3 separate regions of the Mus musculus genome follow, and regions 2 and 3 are each linked to region 1. Evidence: chromatin loops called from intact Hi-C (ENCODE). Cell type or tissue: left cerebral cortex. All regions are shown on one strand. Each heading gives the region's core, and the rest is flanking DNA. Links, peaks and the distances in the headings are about the cores only.

What was found. Hi-C counts contacts between places; a loop is a spot of excess contacts. Peaks named below come from ENCODE experiments on the same cell type or tissue, not always from the same donor. Only the 100,000 strongest peaks of a DNase experiment are listed, where the experiment ranks them.
Region 2: a loop joins it to region 1, with 2.5 times the contacts of the local background. A loop is called at or near these places in 8 of 42 quality-filtered maps.
Region 3: it touches region 1 in a loop (4-fold over the local background); 6 of 42 quality-filtered maps call a loop at or near these places.

The regions. Positions count from the first base shown.
Region 1 is chr5:63,966,255-63,971,614 of GRCm38, forward strand. It overlaps Rell1 (RELT-like 1), which reads right to left and starts at 2,643. Exons shown (of 7, transcript NM_145923.4): 1 at 2,392-2,643. The coding sequence starts at 2,479. In left cerebral cortex, for the core only: a CTCF peak has its summit at 2,424; DNase peaks (open chromatin) are centred at 109, 1,495, 1,754 and 2,693; H3K4me3 peaks cover 2,471 bases; H3K27ac peaks cover 1,484 bases.
Region 2 is chr5:64,067,063-64,072,422 of GRCm38, forward strand. No RefSeq gene overlaps it. Among named protein-coding and RNA genes, the nearest start is that of Pgm2, 23 kb to the right of the region's middle. In left cerebral cortex, for the core only: a CTCF peak has its summit at 3,177 (motif pointing right); DNase peaks (open chromatin) are centred at 582, 3,231 and 3,897; H3K27ac peaks cover 355 bases.
Region 3 is chr5:64,090,165-64,095,524 of GRCm38, forward strand. Pgm2 (phosphoglucomutase 2) reads left to right here and starts at 2,775. Exons shown (of 14, transcript NM_025700.3): 1 at 2,775-2,924. The coding sequence starts at 2,820. In left cerebral cortex, for the core only: no CTCF peak of the experiment used is centred there; a DNase peak (open chromatin) is centred at 2,743; H3K4me3 peaks cover 2,324 bases; H3K27ac peaks cover 1,080 bases.

The sequences.
Region 1 (5,360 bases), core at 95-5,094:
AGAAACGGAGACCAAGGAGGACAAGTCACCAGAGAACTCAAGGACATAAATAAGGCAGGACCTGGAAAAGCAGCTCTGTTACTTGCAAAGTAGCTTCTAATGCCACTGTCTAGATGGCTTACAGTAAAGGAAGTGAAGCCCTGGCAGTGGTGGCGCATGCCTTTAGTCCCAGCACTTGGGAGACAGAGCCAGGCGGATTTCTGAGTTCGAGGCCAATCTGGTCTACAGAGTGAGTTCCAGGACTGCCAGGGATACACAGAGAAAACCTGTCTCAAAGAAAAAAAAAAAAAAAAAGGAAGTGATAGAGACTGCCACCCACCCTCTGAGAAGCTCTCTGTCGGTTCTCCACTGTATGGCTCAGATGACTACATACTCCTGATGTGATGTTTGGGCATCTTAGAACTAACTACCTTACAATTTAAGTCAGGTTGCTGAGGCTGACCTATCCTCTATTTTCTCTGGGAAGCATGGGGGACAGTAGAAAGATGATGAATTTAAAACCAAACAGGCTGTATTTATCCCCCCACCCCCCACCCCCCTCTCCCTTCCCCCTACCTCCCACCCCACCCAACCAATGCTTACTGATACAGTGCCTATGTAATGACAGGCCTCAGTTGATCTACAGAGAATAAACACATCTTGGGTCATGAGGAATAAGTTTTAAAATACACATGAAGCACCCAGCTAAAGCACACGGCAGGCTGTCTCTATCAGATGCCATCTCCTTCTTCCTACTTCTGGACTTGGAGTCCAAAGAGATCAGCTGCCAGATGTTCCAGGCTCATCTCTTGATACAGGCCCTAAGCCAGCCAACAAACTGGAAGTTCTATCCTCTCCACCTTAGGTACTTCATTCTTTTTAAGCACTAACTTTCACTCATAAAAGGTTACTAATAGCACCACTCCGTAGAACTTTCTTCAGTCACATTGCAGGCCTGACACCCGGATGTTGTTCAGAAACCCAGCAAAACAAAAACCCACTCTAGGAATGGATTTCTCCTGATGATGGCTGGTTACATGCCTCACTTACTAAACTGTAACAATCTTGCTCCCAGGTTCATCTTTTCTGTTATTGTTCCAAACTCTGCAACAAGTGATACCACTTACTACCTGCAGTCTCCAATCTACGTTGAAACTATGTTGTAGTTACAAGTCTCGGGAAAGAAGCCCAGGATGCACGGGAAAATCTCCCATCCAATAGAACGAGTCACCAGCTTCCCTTTCCCCTGGGTAGATGGCTGAAGGAAATGCGGATCTGCTAATAAATACCCAGGAGACACATCGTCTATCTATCCTGTTCCCTTGCTAGCTCGTTCTGATGCCCATGAAAAAGTAAAGGACAAATGAGAAGCAGGCTCCAAAGCTCCGAGTGACTAGAACATTCTCCAAAAAGAAGAGCAGCACGTATATTTTATAGAGAAGACAGTCACCGTTGGAAGCCTTCCAGCTGCTTATTATTTGGGCCTGAAGAGGAGCCACCCCTGAAGGCAAGCTTGGCAGAGCCTGCTGACGTAAGAATCAGCCTGTGGTAACCCCAAACGGCCAGGAAGGCTTAACTTTTTTTTTTTAAGTACTGCAGCGAGGTGGCAATTAAGAGGGGGAAACAATTATTAAGAATCCCTGGTGTGTGCCTTATAAAAACAGGAGCACAAGGCAAAGGCGTCCTTAAGTAAAAGGTAGACCTCTTAGATTTCAGTTAGAAACTCCCGCTGATGGCTTGTAGTTGAAGACAGCACTCAGCGTCTCGGCTTGGTGGCTTCCACCCCGACCACAGAGGTTCCTTTTGTGATGACAGGATTTGATACAAAGAAAAAGCAGTATACATTATAGATGTCTTTCCTCTTTCCCGGCCTAATTTATCCAGCATGTATGGGAAGGAGTGAGAAATTCCCGACTTACTAAAAGAATCCATAACCACCTGCAAAGACTGGCACTTTCAAGGCTTTAACATAATGAAAAGGAAAGAAGAAAATAAAGCGAGGAAGGAGGCTGGAAAGCAGAACCCTATCCCGGGTGTCAAGATATTCGCCTGGTGAGGCCTCTGAGGACCAGGACAGTAGAAAGGGGTCCACGGCTAGGGAGAAGGCATCCCAGGAAAGCGACATCCTGAAGAATCCGAGTTGGGGTCCCGCCGTTTTTTAGAAGCGGCGGGGAGGGAAGGCGGGACCCCGGCAGGCGGGTGGGGAAGGACTGGAGCCGCGCTGCGCGCCGCACCCTGCCCGGGCCACCCCGGGACACCCAGATGTTCAGAGCCAGATCCGGTAGCACAGCAGGGCGCGCGCAACTCAGGGCGCGGCGGGGTTGTGGGCTCGACCGACTCGTCGAGCCCCTGGCTCCCTTCCGTGCGCAGACCCAACTCACCAGGCGTCCCGACCAGGACCAAAGCACTCACCGGCGGCCACCAGCGGCGAACTCACAGCGCCTCCCACGAACACTGAAGCAGCAAGCACAGCGGACCCCGGGAGTCCCCACAGAGCCATCGCCGCGTCCCTCTGCCCTCCTCGCCCCGGCCGCGGCGTCCCGGGTCGGGGTAGACGGTGCAGCTCGAGGGCTGCCGGGTGGATTGAATGCAGGAGCTCGGCCCCCGCGAGCCCCTACCCGCTCAGCCTGGACCCGCCAGGACCCCGCCCACCGCACGGAAGCCCCGCCCCTGATCGCCGCGCCCCGGTCCCTTGAAGCCTGGACCCGCCTCCGCACGCATGACCCCGCCCCCGAGTCCAGGCCGCGCCTCTCCTGTCACTCCCGCTTCCCCTCTAAACCCTTGGGTCGCGTCAGCCGCGCGCCCAAGCCGTGGCCCCACCCCGAGCCCCGCCCACTGCTGACCCTCTCCGCCTCCTCTGCTGGGCGGGCTAACCCTGCCCAGCCAAGTGGCGGGTCTGCGCGGGAGCCTCAGGCTGGGGCGGGTTACTCCCTTCTCCTGGGTCCTGGGACTAGTCAGATGCGGGAAGAGGAAGGCAGAGGTTAGGCCAGGAAGCCCAGGATGGAGAGCAGACAGGACCAGCAGTTTCAGAATGGCGCGATGTTTTTTTTTTTTTTCTCAATCGGAGTCTTTACCCAGTTAATTAACCTTCGTTAGTGGTCTAGGAAGGAATGCTACGTTCAAAGTCATGGTTGATCGTTTAAACATTAAGGAGAATAAATTAAAAAAAAAAAACTTTTTTAATTGTCCCCATCCCATTCTGTCTAAGCTACTTCTATTGAGGAACACGTCCCCACACACTGGTTGTTTGCTTGCGTTGGACTGGGTTTTGTTTTAATCATCTTGCAAACACTCCCCTGGAACAATTCTTCAACTTTCCAGTCACTTCTGTCTTCATATCCTCACATCAGCTCGGTAAGGTGAGTATTATCCCCATGTCACCGGCCAGGAAGTGAGCTCATGAAGTCTGCATGACCTGGGCCACCATGATCCATGTATCTCCAGTGTTTGCTTGCAGGTTTAATCTCAGCTCCTGGCTCAAGGACAGCATGCACTAAGAGGGCAGAAGTAGTTGTTAAAGGGGAATGTACCTTTTTCTGACTAGCTTCCTTTTAACTAACCAATAGCCTCGTTTTAACTAATCCGTGGAGACTCCACACAAGGTCCTTAAAGCCCAGTCCTGACAGATGTGAGCTGAATGGAGGGTGGGTCTTCAGCCCCTTCTGTAAACTGACTGGTGGCCTCTAATGCTCAAGGGGGAGTTATTTCTCCTCTCTAACACCCTCCACCCTTCTGTTACAAATAGCAATGATGTGAGAATTACCAGGGAGAGAAGCTGAAGGTTGGAGGCCCTGCCCTTTGAGTCAAAGACAGGAACTATGGATCCTATGCACAATTTGTGGCACATCCTGTAGTCTGACAAATGTATCAAAGGGAAAGGTCTGAGAAAGAATGCAGAGGAAAGACATTGTGCTGGCCAGTTTTTTTTTTGTTTTGTTTTGTTTTGTTTGTCAACTCAACACAAACTAGAGATTTGTCTGAGAACCTCAATTGGAAAAAAATATCTCCATAAGATCAGGTTGTAGGCAAGTCTGTAGGGCATTTTTCTTAATGAGTGATTGATGGGGGAGGGCCCAGCCGATTGTGGTTTCTGTAAGAAAGCAGACTGTCCAAGCCACGAGGAACAAAGCCAATAAGCAGCACCCTTCCACGGTCTGGGGGCCAACTCCTGCCTCCAGGCTCCTACCCTGCTTGAGTTCCCGGTTTGTTTCCTCTGATAATTAAACAGCAACGTGGAAGTGTAAGCCAAACAAGCCCTTTCCTCCCTGTGGTGGTTTGAATAGGACTGGCTCCCATAGACTCCTGTGTTTGAATGCTTGTCCCCAGAGAGTGACACTATTAGGAGGTGTGGCCTTGATGGAGGAAGTAAGTCCCTGGGGATTGGGCTTTGATATCTCAGAAGCTCAAGCCAGGCATACTGGTTTAAGGCTGCCTGAGGATCTGAACGCTCAGCTGCCTCTCCACGGGTGTTTGCATGCCACCATGCTTCCAGCCATGATGACAATGAACTAAAACTCTGAACGGTAGCCAGCCCCAATAAATTGTTGTCCTTTATAAGAGTTGCTATGGTCATGGTGTCTCTCCACAACAATAGAACAGTGACTAAGACACTCTCACAAGTTGTTTTGGTCACAGTGTTTCATCACAGCAATAGTAAACCCTACAAAGTAAGCAATAGAACAAACATTCATGTGGTTATCTAACTATTAGAGGAGAGAATCCTGGGCTTAGAAACTGAAGGACAAATTATCAACAGTCACCAAACCAGCTGCATCACTCATTGGAAATACTGAGCTAAGTGCCGGAAAGGGGTCTGGGGTCCCAGGGAAATGCACACAATCCAAAGCATTTTGGCAACACCAAAAGTTTTGCCTCAGCAGAAGGGTATGAAGCCAGGCCAGATCAAGCTGGCAAGCACACCCAGTGGCTGCCCTGCAGGGTTTTTATTCCTAAACAAAAGGGGTCCTGCGCCTCACTCTGAATGGTCAGAGGTCAACCTCACACCATTAAGCAATTGACTAGTTTAAAGTGACAAAGCTTGTAAGCAGGGTGCAGTTTTCAGCAGGGAGGCCACCCTGAGCACATTTTTGATTTCAAGAAGTGCTGACCCTGGAGGAACTTGAATTTCTGCTAAGGAACTTCTTTATGATTTTTTTAAACAGAGATTTGTCTTATTTAAGCCTTGGAGTGAGAGGAGGACGACTTTGTTTTTATTGCATTTCCCGAACTAAGAACAAATTTGTGTTGTTTGCATGAAGTGTGGATGGAACTGGAGACCATTGTGTTAAGCAAAGTGACACTGAGAAGACAAAATAATAATAAGAAAACCAAACGTTGCATTTTTCTCTCATATGGAATCTACATTCAAAGAAAAGGAGGAT
Region 2 (5,360 bases), core at 127-5,126, 100 kb after region 1:
GATGCCATTCTGTCTCCTGAAGGCAGAAACAGGACAGTCAGCCAGAGGTTAGACAATAGAAGCTCTTGCTTGAGGACTCAATTCTTGACCACCAGAGACAATGGGTAGTTAATAACATGTTCTTATGATAGTTTAGATAAGGGAAGTCCAGAAATGGACCCTTGGCAACACTGGCAAGCCACTCCAGAAGGGTGGCCTTCTGGTGATGATTTCTCATGTCCCTTGGCTTCTGTTCTCTAAGCCTGATTCTTCAACCTCCCCTCTGATCTATGAGCAGCTAATTTTCTACTTAAAAGAAAGGTTTTTGGTTTTCTGTTAATTCTGTTACTTCAAACTCCTGGTGAATAGGTTCACCAATCCTCTCTCCCTTGCTCGAGGGCATCCTTTCTACCTGTGACATCACTCTTTATTTTTCCACTCCATCTCCCACCCTGTCTTTGTTTCCACATTGTGACTTTGGGGTGGTGACAGAGCACGTGGGAGGGGGTGAGGAATCACACATTCTTCATACTGGAACAAAGTCAGAAATTCAGGGACTGTGACTGCAAGCCCAGTCCTTCCAGGAACTCTTGGCTTCTTATCGATTCCCCTCAAATAGTTCCTGCAGCTCCAAGACATTTCTTCTTGAATCCTCTCCACCATCTCTTGCCTGCCTCATTCTCTGCCCAGGAACTTTCAGAAAACAACTTAATCCTCTGCCCATGGTGGGACTACAGACCATGAGACAGAAAATCTCCCGAATAAGCAATCATTGCCTGTGACTGTGCCCACACTCAGTGCTTCTTCATCAGCTTAAGAGTCACCAGGGCTGGAAATGTAGCATGGAGGAGTTAGTGCCTAGAACTCCTCAGACATTAGGTTGAAGCCCCAACATAAACACATGTACACACACACTTCTGACACTGAAACAATTCTCAGTATTTTCCCTGACCAAATAAACTTATTGTGCCTAAAGATGATGTTCACACACACACACACACACACACACACACATATATGTGTATATGTATGTGTGTGTATATATATATATGTATATGTATATATGTATATACATACATATACACATATATACATATATACATCACGTGTGTTTTGAATGGGATACATTTTTTCTTTATGCTTACATACAATATAAACAAGGCAGATATATTTATACAACTAATATTGTTTCTTTTTAGTTTATTCCTTTAGAGTATCTTTCCAACAGAATGACTAGATTAAAGCATATGAAGAGGGCTGGAGAAATGGCTCAGAAGTTAACAGTACTTGAAGTGTCTGAGTTCAGTTTCCAACTCCCAGGTCAGGTGGCACAAAACTCCCTATAACTCCAGCTCTAGGGGATCCAATACCTCTGTCCTCTGATGGTACCTGCATGGATGTGCACATACCCACACAATGGCATATATGCACATACACATATTTTAAAACAAAGATTTTTAAAAGAATGTACAGATTTTAAAAGACTTATTTATGAATTGTGTACGTGAGTGTTTTGCGTTGCATGTATGTGCATGCACCGTGTCCATACAGTGTCTAGACAGGCCAATAGACAGTGTTGGACTCCTGGAACTAGAGTTACAGAAGGCTTTGTTATCTGCCATGTAGGTAACAACGGAAACGGAATCCCAGTACCCTGCAAGAGCAACAAGTGCCCTTAACCACTGAGCCACCTCTCCAGAAGTGAGATGTGGAGAATCTTAGAAGCACCTGAAACACACTGTAAAGTGAACATGTATATCTTAGCATTAGGAGGCTGGGGCAGGAAGATTCTGAGTTGAGGCCAGCCTGGGCTATACAGTGAGAAAGGGGAGGGGAAGGGGAAGGGGAAGGGGAAGGGGAAGAGGAAGGGGAAGGGGAAAGAAGGGGGAGGGGAAGAAAGGAAGGGGAAGAAGGGAAGGGGAAGAAGGAGAAGGGGAAGAAGGGGAAGAAGGGAAGGGAAGGGAAGGGAAGGGAAGGGAAGGGAAGGGAAGGGAAGGGAAGGGAAGGGAAGGGAAGGGAAGGGAAGGGAAGGGAAGGGAAGGGAAGGGAAGGGAAGGGAAAGGAAGGGAAGGGGAGAGGGATACATCTCTTCTTCAGTGATTTACTAACATCATATCTTGTTTTTTCATGCCGAACATGCATCTCCAACTACCCTGGAAATCACTCTTTCTATTCACATTTAACACTCCCCCCCCTCATGAATTTCCTTTCTACAATGTTCTTCATGCCTTGCTCCATATCACCTTGAATTAGCTACGGAGTGTTTTCTGCCTGTTGGTTTCTACATCTGTGTGTGGTTAGACTCCGTAGCAAATGAGTCAGGTGTTGTCAAGTGTTCCCACCATTCAGCCATTTCTTCCCCTGTTGGTTTGAATATACTATATGTGTTCATACATTCATCTTACTGAGTGTATATGGATTGCACCTCTCTGTGCTCACAGCCTGTGCTGCTCAAATTTTCAAATACTTCTCTCCACAGCTGTACTCAATTTGTTAGGATGTTTTTCATGAGAGATTTTATTTCAGCATACTGCAATTCAATAAAACTGAACTCTCTGGCCCATTTGAAGTGACTTTAGCACGTCTATGAAGTGTGAATCCAAATGACTTTTCTCCTACTCTTATCTGCTCATTTGGAAATGTTTATTTTACTGTCATTTATGCATGCCCCCACCAGTTTGCAACTCCTGACAATCATTTCTCGGTTCAGTATTTTGAGTGCATACTAGGGGACTGGGAACTATATCTATGTGCCTTGTAGGGTGATCTGCCTTGTAGAAGGCTGATGCAGATAATTCTGACTGAAAGACTTTCCTTTGAGGGGCCAATATTTATTTTTCTTTAGCTCTCGAGCACGTGGACGGTAAAAGCTTTGTTCAGTTTCTCCCTCCTGCTGCAAATGAGGGAAACTGAGGATACCAAGAGATCTTCTGCTGAGAATGTAGGGAAACATGGAGAATTAAAGCATCAATGAGAAGTTAATAATAAAATATGTAGTTAATATTAAAAGCATACCACTAGAGTACATTATTCCCAATGAAAATATATTCCTCATAATGATGGCCATGACTATGAGTTGAAGCCCTGGGCATGTCTTCTAAGCTCCTGACTCTTGGTCACTGTTCCCATTAATTCCGCTGGTAATTTGCCACGATCTGCCACCAGGTGGCAAAAGCCAGATCTCACCTCCACCCTTCTCCATGCTTTTCCTGTACAACAGTGCCTCCCAGCTAGCCAACTAGAAAAGGCATGCTAAAGCCCCACTAAGGACCTCACCAGTAAGATGATCCCCATCCTATAGTAAGTCTGGAACTGTTTGGCAGATCTGACTCATTGCTGCTGCAAGTGTGATTTAAGACAAATCAGGGGGCTGTTTAAAACCCAGTTTACCCAGCTGTGAAAAGAGTAGACACAGACCGGGAAAGCTCAGCATAGAGATTGACCTCAAAATCACTTCCGGTTTTAGCTGGATTACATTTCCTGCTGTTCATGTTTTGTTCTTCAATGAATAATGAAGAGTACAAAATTAAAACTTAAAACATAATGACATCATTCTCTTCTTTCCTTCCTCCAAACCAAACCACCTCATCCATCTTGCTTGCTCTTGTTCTCTCTCTCTCTCTCTCTCTCTCTCTCTCAAAATCATGTCCTTTTTTCTTTGTGTATATATATATATTCATACATACATTCCTAAATATATAAATTCAACCTGCTTAACCCATAAAATGCTAATAGTATGTATGTGACTTCAGTGTTGATCACTTGGTACTGGATAACCAATTTGGGGGCTCTTCCCTGGAGAAGTGTGTGTGTGTGTTTGAGTCAGGGACAGCCTGTGAGAGTCAGTTTTCTCCTTCTACCTTAGTTTCTGGGAGTCAAACTCAGACTATCTAGCTCGGTGGCAAGTGTGTTTGTAAGTGAGTCATCTTGCTGGCAGACAAACCCATTTTTGAGCCAACTAAAATCTGTTTCTCCACTCAGAACCGGTAAAATTTCAAGTCATCATTAAAAGAAAAGGAAATAATAAAATAGCTGGAATCTTTTACAAAGATTTCAAACTAACATGAGATACAAAAATAGATTTTTAGTTGGTAGAATTTATGGCAGTAGCTTTTCATTTGTACATTGAAGAGGGTTTTATTCTTATTCATAAAGCACACAATTGTGGTTTGCAATGAATCACTTTGAAAGAAAATAACCCCTGGGTAGTGAGCTAACTTAGCAGTTAGGGGCACATGATGCTCTCTGAGGGGATCCAAGTTCAGTTCCCAGCACCCACATCAGGAATCTGATAACCATCTGTGACTCCTCCAACTCCAGGAGAACTACTGCCTTCTTCTGGCCTTCATAGACATTTGAATACATGTAAAATAAATGCTTATAGACATAGAAACATACACATAAAAATTTAACTTTTAAAAAAAGAAAGAAAATTATGCCTTTTAATATATATACATATATATATATGATGTGAGTGTATGTGTGTAAACACACTATGTAGCTGAAGCTAGCCTCTAATTCACAATAATTATCTTGCCTCAGTCTCTTGAGTTCTGGGATTATGAAGATAAACATGAAATGTTTTATGTATCCCTAAAAGGTATCTTTTTAATATGAAGAAATTTCCTATGTAAATTTATTTTTCTATCCCATTTTCATTTCTACTTGGGGATACGCTATATAAGAGTAAACTGTAACCTAATATAATATCATCTATTATATCAACATTTCTATTGTCAAGATAATTCCTTATCAGCTAGAGTTCAATTTCTGAAGCTGCCATCCATGGACCAGGGATCTGGTTCTATGGTTAATGGCATCTTCTGACAAGGCTGATGCTATGACCCCCACTTGAGTGCTCTGAAAGATGTGCACATGTGCACACATATACACATACACATGGATGCACACAGGCACAAGTGCATGCACTCCAAATATACAAAAACCATGTATGTTTTAATTGCTACCCATGTGTAAAAAAATTACATTTTAAAAAATGCTTTGGGAAGAACAATGACAATACAAACAATAAAAAGATGTGTAAAATATGAAAATTGTCACTAAAATGCACTTGGCTACATAAGTATGAAAAATACCATATTTTCTCTCTAGTTCCAAATGTATATTTATGTCAACCTTAAATTTGAGGAGAGCTCTCAACAGAACATCTGGGTAATTAGACCATAAAGTCTCTGCAAACAGATGTGCTGGCTTGAAGGCTTGCTATAGTCCCTGATGACTAGGAGGCAAAACATCGCTCCTTAGAAATAAGGGATTCGAAAGTGAAAAGATGCTTTTTCCCCCTGAAAACTATGCATATTATGTTTTACTCCCACAATACATTACATTACATATAAAGAGCAAAAGGTTAACACGTCACT
Region 3 (5,360 bases), core at 127-5,126, 120 kb after region 1:
AACTATAGGCAATTTAAGACCAATTTAGACAAGCTTTGGCAACCCAGTCTCAAAGAAAACCAATAAAAGGTGGAGAGAGAGGGCCTGGAACTGAGGATGTGGCTCAGTGCTTGGCTAGCACAAGCAAGGCCCTGATTGATTCCTGTGGTGGGGAAGAAGGGCAGAACAGACACAAAACTCCTCCTTCCCAAATATAACCAGTCCCCTAATGTCCATAGATTAACTCTCCTGTAGTTTGTATGTTAACAATTTTTTAAATTGAAATATGAACCAGTGAGATGGCTTGGCAAGTAACGGCTGTAAAAGTATCTTTTATTTGCCTGGTGTAATTGTCATCTCTGAGACTTACTGCCTCCTGTCTGTCTGCTAACCTAGGCCCAGTTCTGGAAGCTTCTAGCCTCTGTACAGTCTTATCTAGGCCTAGAATGTTTTCAGCCTCTGAGACTTGCTGCTGAATAAGATCTCTCCTCCTCACTCTGTCTGAACTCTAGCTGGCTGGTTGGACTCAGCTGTTCTGGCTTAAACTCCTCTTCAAGTTGACTGATTCAATCTGGCATCTCTCTCAGCCTCTGACTTTTTGCTTGGCTTGGCCTCATACTAACTGACACTCTGTTGTCATGTGGCTCTTTCTCGTTGACTAACTCCGTCTTTGCCTGTGTGTAGTTTGTTCTCCCTCTCTCTACAACCTGTCTCTATAACTGTCCTAGTAAGCCTGCCCTCTCCCTTCTCTCTCTGCACTGTTCTCTCCTAAGTAGCCTCTCTTTCCTCTCTTCTGTTCTGTCAAGTCTTTCTCTGATTCATCACTTTGTCTGCCACTCAACTAGACATCACTTTCAAACATGGGTGCTTCCTTCTACAAACTAACCTTACCTTCACTGTTTGGGATTAAAGGTGAGCACTAGGGTTGTGTCTGTATCCCAGCCAGAGGGGTTAAAGGTGTAAAGGTGTGTGCTAAAACTGAGTCACACCACAACTAGAAACAGGTTTCTCCAGTAAACAACTTAAGCTCAGAGTTCAGAGTATGATTAAATATCCTGCAACAAAAGGCACTTGCCACCAAGCTTGACAACCTGAATTCGATCCCTAGGACCTCTATGGTGGAAGAAGAGAAATGACTTCCTAAAGTTATCCTTGTATTTCCATATGTATGGCACAGCACACACACACACACACACACACACACACACACACACACACCGTAGATAAATGTAGTTTTTTAAAATTTCAAAATTGAGACATAACTTATAGCTGGTAACCATGGTTCTAAGTTTTGACGAGCACCTGGATCCAGGAAATCACAAACCCAGAGTCGCTTCCCTTAACCCCCAGTGACCTTTGCAGTGAATCCCCATATCCAGTTCTGGAAAATACTGATTTGTTTTCTTTCTTTGTGCTTTTCTTAGTCAGTGTCTGTCAGACCCAATGTCTGTCAGAGGTCTGAATTCTTTCACTCTATGGGATGGTTGTGAGCTACATCCATGAAGTTGTATACAGTTCTTCATTCTCACTGGGCTGTGTAACTCATGGCTTATCGATCATCATTTATGTATATGATTTAGAATGAATATACCACTACATATTTATCCATTCTATTGTTGGCAATCTGGATGTGTATGGTTGGAGCTTTTTGCGACTAAATCTGCTAGAAACCTTTTAAAAAGTTGTGTGTGTGTATGTGTGTGTGTGTGTGTGTATGTTTGTATTTTGCCTGCATACATGTCTATGCACCATGGATATATATGACAATGGAGGTCTGAAAAGGATGCAGGATCCCCTGGAACTGGAGTTTCAGACCATCCTGAGCAGCCATGCTAGTGCTGATAATCAAACTTAGGTGCTCTGGAAGAACAACCCGTGCTCTTAACTGCTTTGGATTTTTTTTGTTTAATTGTTTTTTCTTTCGTTTTAGGGTTGTTTGTTTGTTTGTTTGCTTGTTGAGACGAGATCTCACACTGGAACCCACGGTGAACTGGAACTCACTTTGTAGGCCAGGCCCTGAACTCACAACAGTCCCAACAGTCGGGACTGCAGGAGCGAGGAAGGCATCATGTGCGGCTCAGAACCATTCTTGCTTGTGCTTCCCCGTGCCCAGCCAGGTGTGCACATACATCACCCAGCTGACCTGGAATTCTCGTTTGTGTGTGGCGACCTCAGGCGGATGAGTCGACATTCTTTTTACATTTTCTAGTGTGAAAATCCAGTTGACCCGGTGCCTTGAAATTACAACTCGTCCTTCCGGTTGCTCTTCTGACATAAACTGTCTTTGCAAGTGTTATCTCATTTCTGGCTCGTTGGTCTATTTGATTTATTTCCCACTTGGCTCTTCTTTTTCAAGATTTGTTTCCCCCTCTGCTATTCTCTAATTTAATTTACATTTTGAGATAGGATCTCCCTATGTACCCCTAGTTAGTCTAGAGTTCACTATGTAGATCAGATTGGCCTCTAACTCACAGAGACCTGCCTGCCTCTGCCATGTGGCTACTGGCCTGCGCCAATGTGCTCTGCTTCCCAGCGCAGTCAGACTAGCATCTCAGGTGTGATGGGCACCAAATGCATACTTGATGTTTGCTGGAGGACCCTGGGTATGTAGGGCCTAGGAGACTAGAGTAAGGCGAGCCTCCAGCTCTCCTAACAACAAAGCACTCCCCAATTGCCTGGCCCTCCGGGAAGCACACCCACTAATGGCGAGTCTGGAACCGGGCGGGGCTGCTGCACGTCCTCTTCCCTCCGGCTCTCTGACTACGCCTCTTTCCCCGCCCTCTCCCCGCCCCTCCAGAAGGGTGACCCGGCCTCCTCCGCCCGGTTGTGACTGCTGCGGGATGGCGGCGGCGACACCGACAGAGACACCGGCTCCGGAAGGCAGTGGCTTGGGTATGGACGCGCGACTGGACCAGGAGACCGCGCAGTGGCTGCGTTGGGACCAGGTAAGGGCCGATCTCCGGCTCTTCGGTTCTCGGGCGCCGTGGCTTGTCCGGCAGGGAGCCGGGCCCAGCTTCCTTCTTTCCTTCCCTGCCTCGCCACACGGTGCCTGCTCGGCATAAGCTGTTGCGGGACTGGAGACAGCTGTGTGGCTCGCCCGGCTGCTAGACCCGGTAGAGGAGCGAGCTGGGGGGCGGGGAGTGGGGTGGAGAGTGAATGTAGCGGGCCTGGGACCCGGGGTAGTCCACGCACGAGAAGGTTTTTGAGGTTCTGTGATGGGCTGAGCATCTTCATCCATTCAGAATCCGCTCTGTCCCGCCTTTCCCGGGACCTGGACTTCTCCACAGTCCAGACCACCTTTTCTGATTTCATGGATACTACCGGGTCCCTGATGGGCCAGGCTGACAGGGAGTTTTCCAGAGAACATACACTCCACTGGGAAGGTGACAGGGAACGCTTTGGCCCCAGCTGCGCCTTTCCCCTGTAATGTCTTAGTCAGTCGGCCAGCTCCGGACATCACTTCCTTTGCCCTCTACAAGTTCTCTCTGACCTGTGCTTTCGCGTGTCCTGTTGCTTTCCCGCAATGTTCCTCTTGCCGGTGTTCTGCTGACTTTATTTCTCTTGTCGTTTTTCCTGTGTGAACTTAGCGGATCTTTCCTGTCTCCCAAGTGCAACTCAAACTCTCTCTCTAGACAGCCCAGGCCTTTGGTTCCCTGCTCTTCCTGGAATTGAAAGACAATCCCTTACAGGCTTGTTTGTTTAAAATTTGTCGGTATCCAGGGCTGACTTCAGGAGGTGAGACCCACGCAGATCCACTGAACCTGTACTCAGGGAAGGGCCCAAGCCGTATTTTAAAGCACTACTTTGAGATTCTCTATTGTTAAACACGGAGTCTTTCGTTCTAATTGTGCACTGGCCCCCCCTGAAAATTATGTAGCTGGTGCTGTGTGTCTCTGCTGCTTTCCGTGGTCTATAGTACCGTAGTACCGTAGTGCCGTACTGCATGTCTATAGTTGGTCCCTGAAACATTTGGTGACTGGATAGAGGCTGGAAGGCTCAGCAGAGGCCTTTGCTCGCTCACACCTAGAAAATGAATAGTCAGGCCATCCTGGAAACAGGATGGCAGTGCTAGCGCCTCATGGGAGGTTTTGTTTTGCTTTGTTGTGGATTTTTTTTTTCCTGGAAACATAAAGCATTCCAGGATGTTTAAGGGGAGGAAACTGTTTCCATTTCTGATCACTTAATAACTTGCATTGTGTAGCTGTCCTAACACCTCAGCTAAGAAGTCTTGTGTGTGTTATTGGGCTCTTGTACCACTTGACTAAGTGTCTGACAGAGACTGAAGGGGCGGGAAAGAACTGCTCTGCTCACACTCTGAGATGCTCTTATCCTTCATGGTAGAAAGGAGTAGCAGAGCTGTTGGCTAAGGAGCAGAGAAAGGGGGAATACAGGAAGAGGCCATTGAGGAAATATACCATCCTGTGACAAGTCCCAGTATCCTCGATTCTCCAACTTGCTCCCAGTTCCCACCATTTGTCACCTCCTCATAATCCCGGCATATTATGGATCCATCAAAGGAGGGACCCTTTGATCCCATCAGAGCCTGGGATCTATTGGTCTTCAGAAGGTACTTCACAGATGGGCTCAGAAGTGAGCAGAAAATGTAATTACTGTAGAACATGGAATCTGTCTTGGATGTCCACGGTACCTCCGTGGAAACTTGTCCTTTTCTCCTCTGGAGATGCTTCAATGTTCTTTTCCCAATCCGAGGTGTGTCTTTGTGGTGTATGGCTGTGTCTGTGTTCATGTGCTTGTGTGTAGCTGTGTGGGCACCTGTGGTGCATGTTTGTGCAGAGAGGCCAGAGGCTGAAAGTACCTTCCTCATTCATTCTGCTTTAGCTAGGGTAGAGTTAGTTGTTGCTGTGAAGAGACACCATAACCAAGGCAACTCTTATAAAGGACATTTAATTGGGGCTGGCTTACAGTTTCAGAGGTTCAGTCCATTATCATCATAATAGGAAGCATGGCCGCATGTAGGCAGGCACTGTGCTAGTGAAGGAGCTAAGAGTTCTACATCTTGTTCTGCAGGCAAACAGAAGCTGTCTTCCAGGCATCTAGGAGGAAGATCCCCCAAAGCCCACCCCCACAGTGATACACTTCCTCCAACGAGGCCTCCTAATAGTGCCACTCCTTGGCCCAAGCATACTCTCATTGAACGAGGAGCCGATTGGCTAAATTCTAAATTGTCTGAACCACCCACTCTATGCATACATAGTCTGTCTACCTCCAGCATTAGATTTACAGATGAGCTCTGCTTGGCCGGGCTGGCTAGTGCATGCCGGGGACTTGAGCTTGGGTCTTAAAGCTTGCATAGCCAGCAGTTAACTGATGGAGCTGACTTTAGCCCCTCTCAGTTCCTTTAACTGGAGATGGGTGCCTCT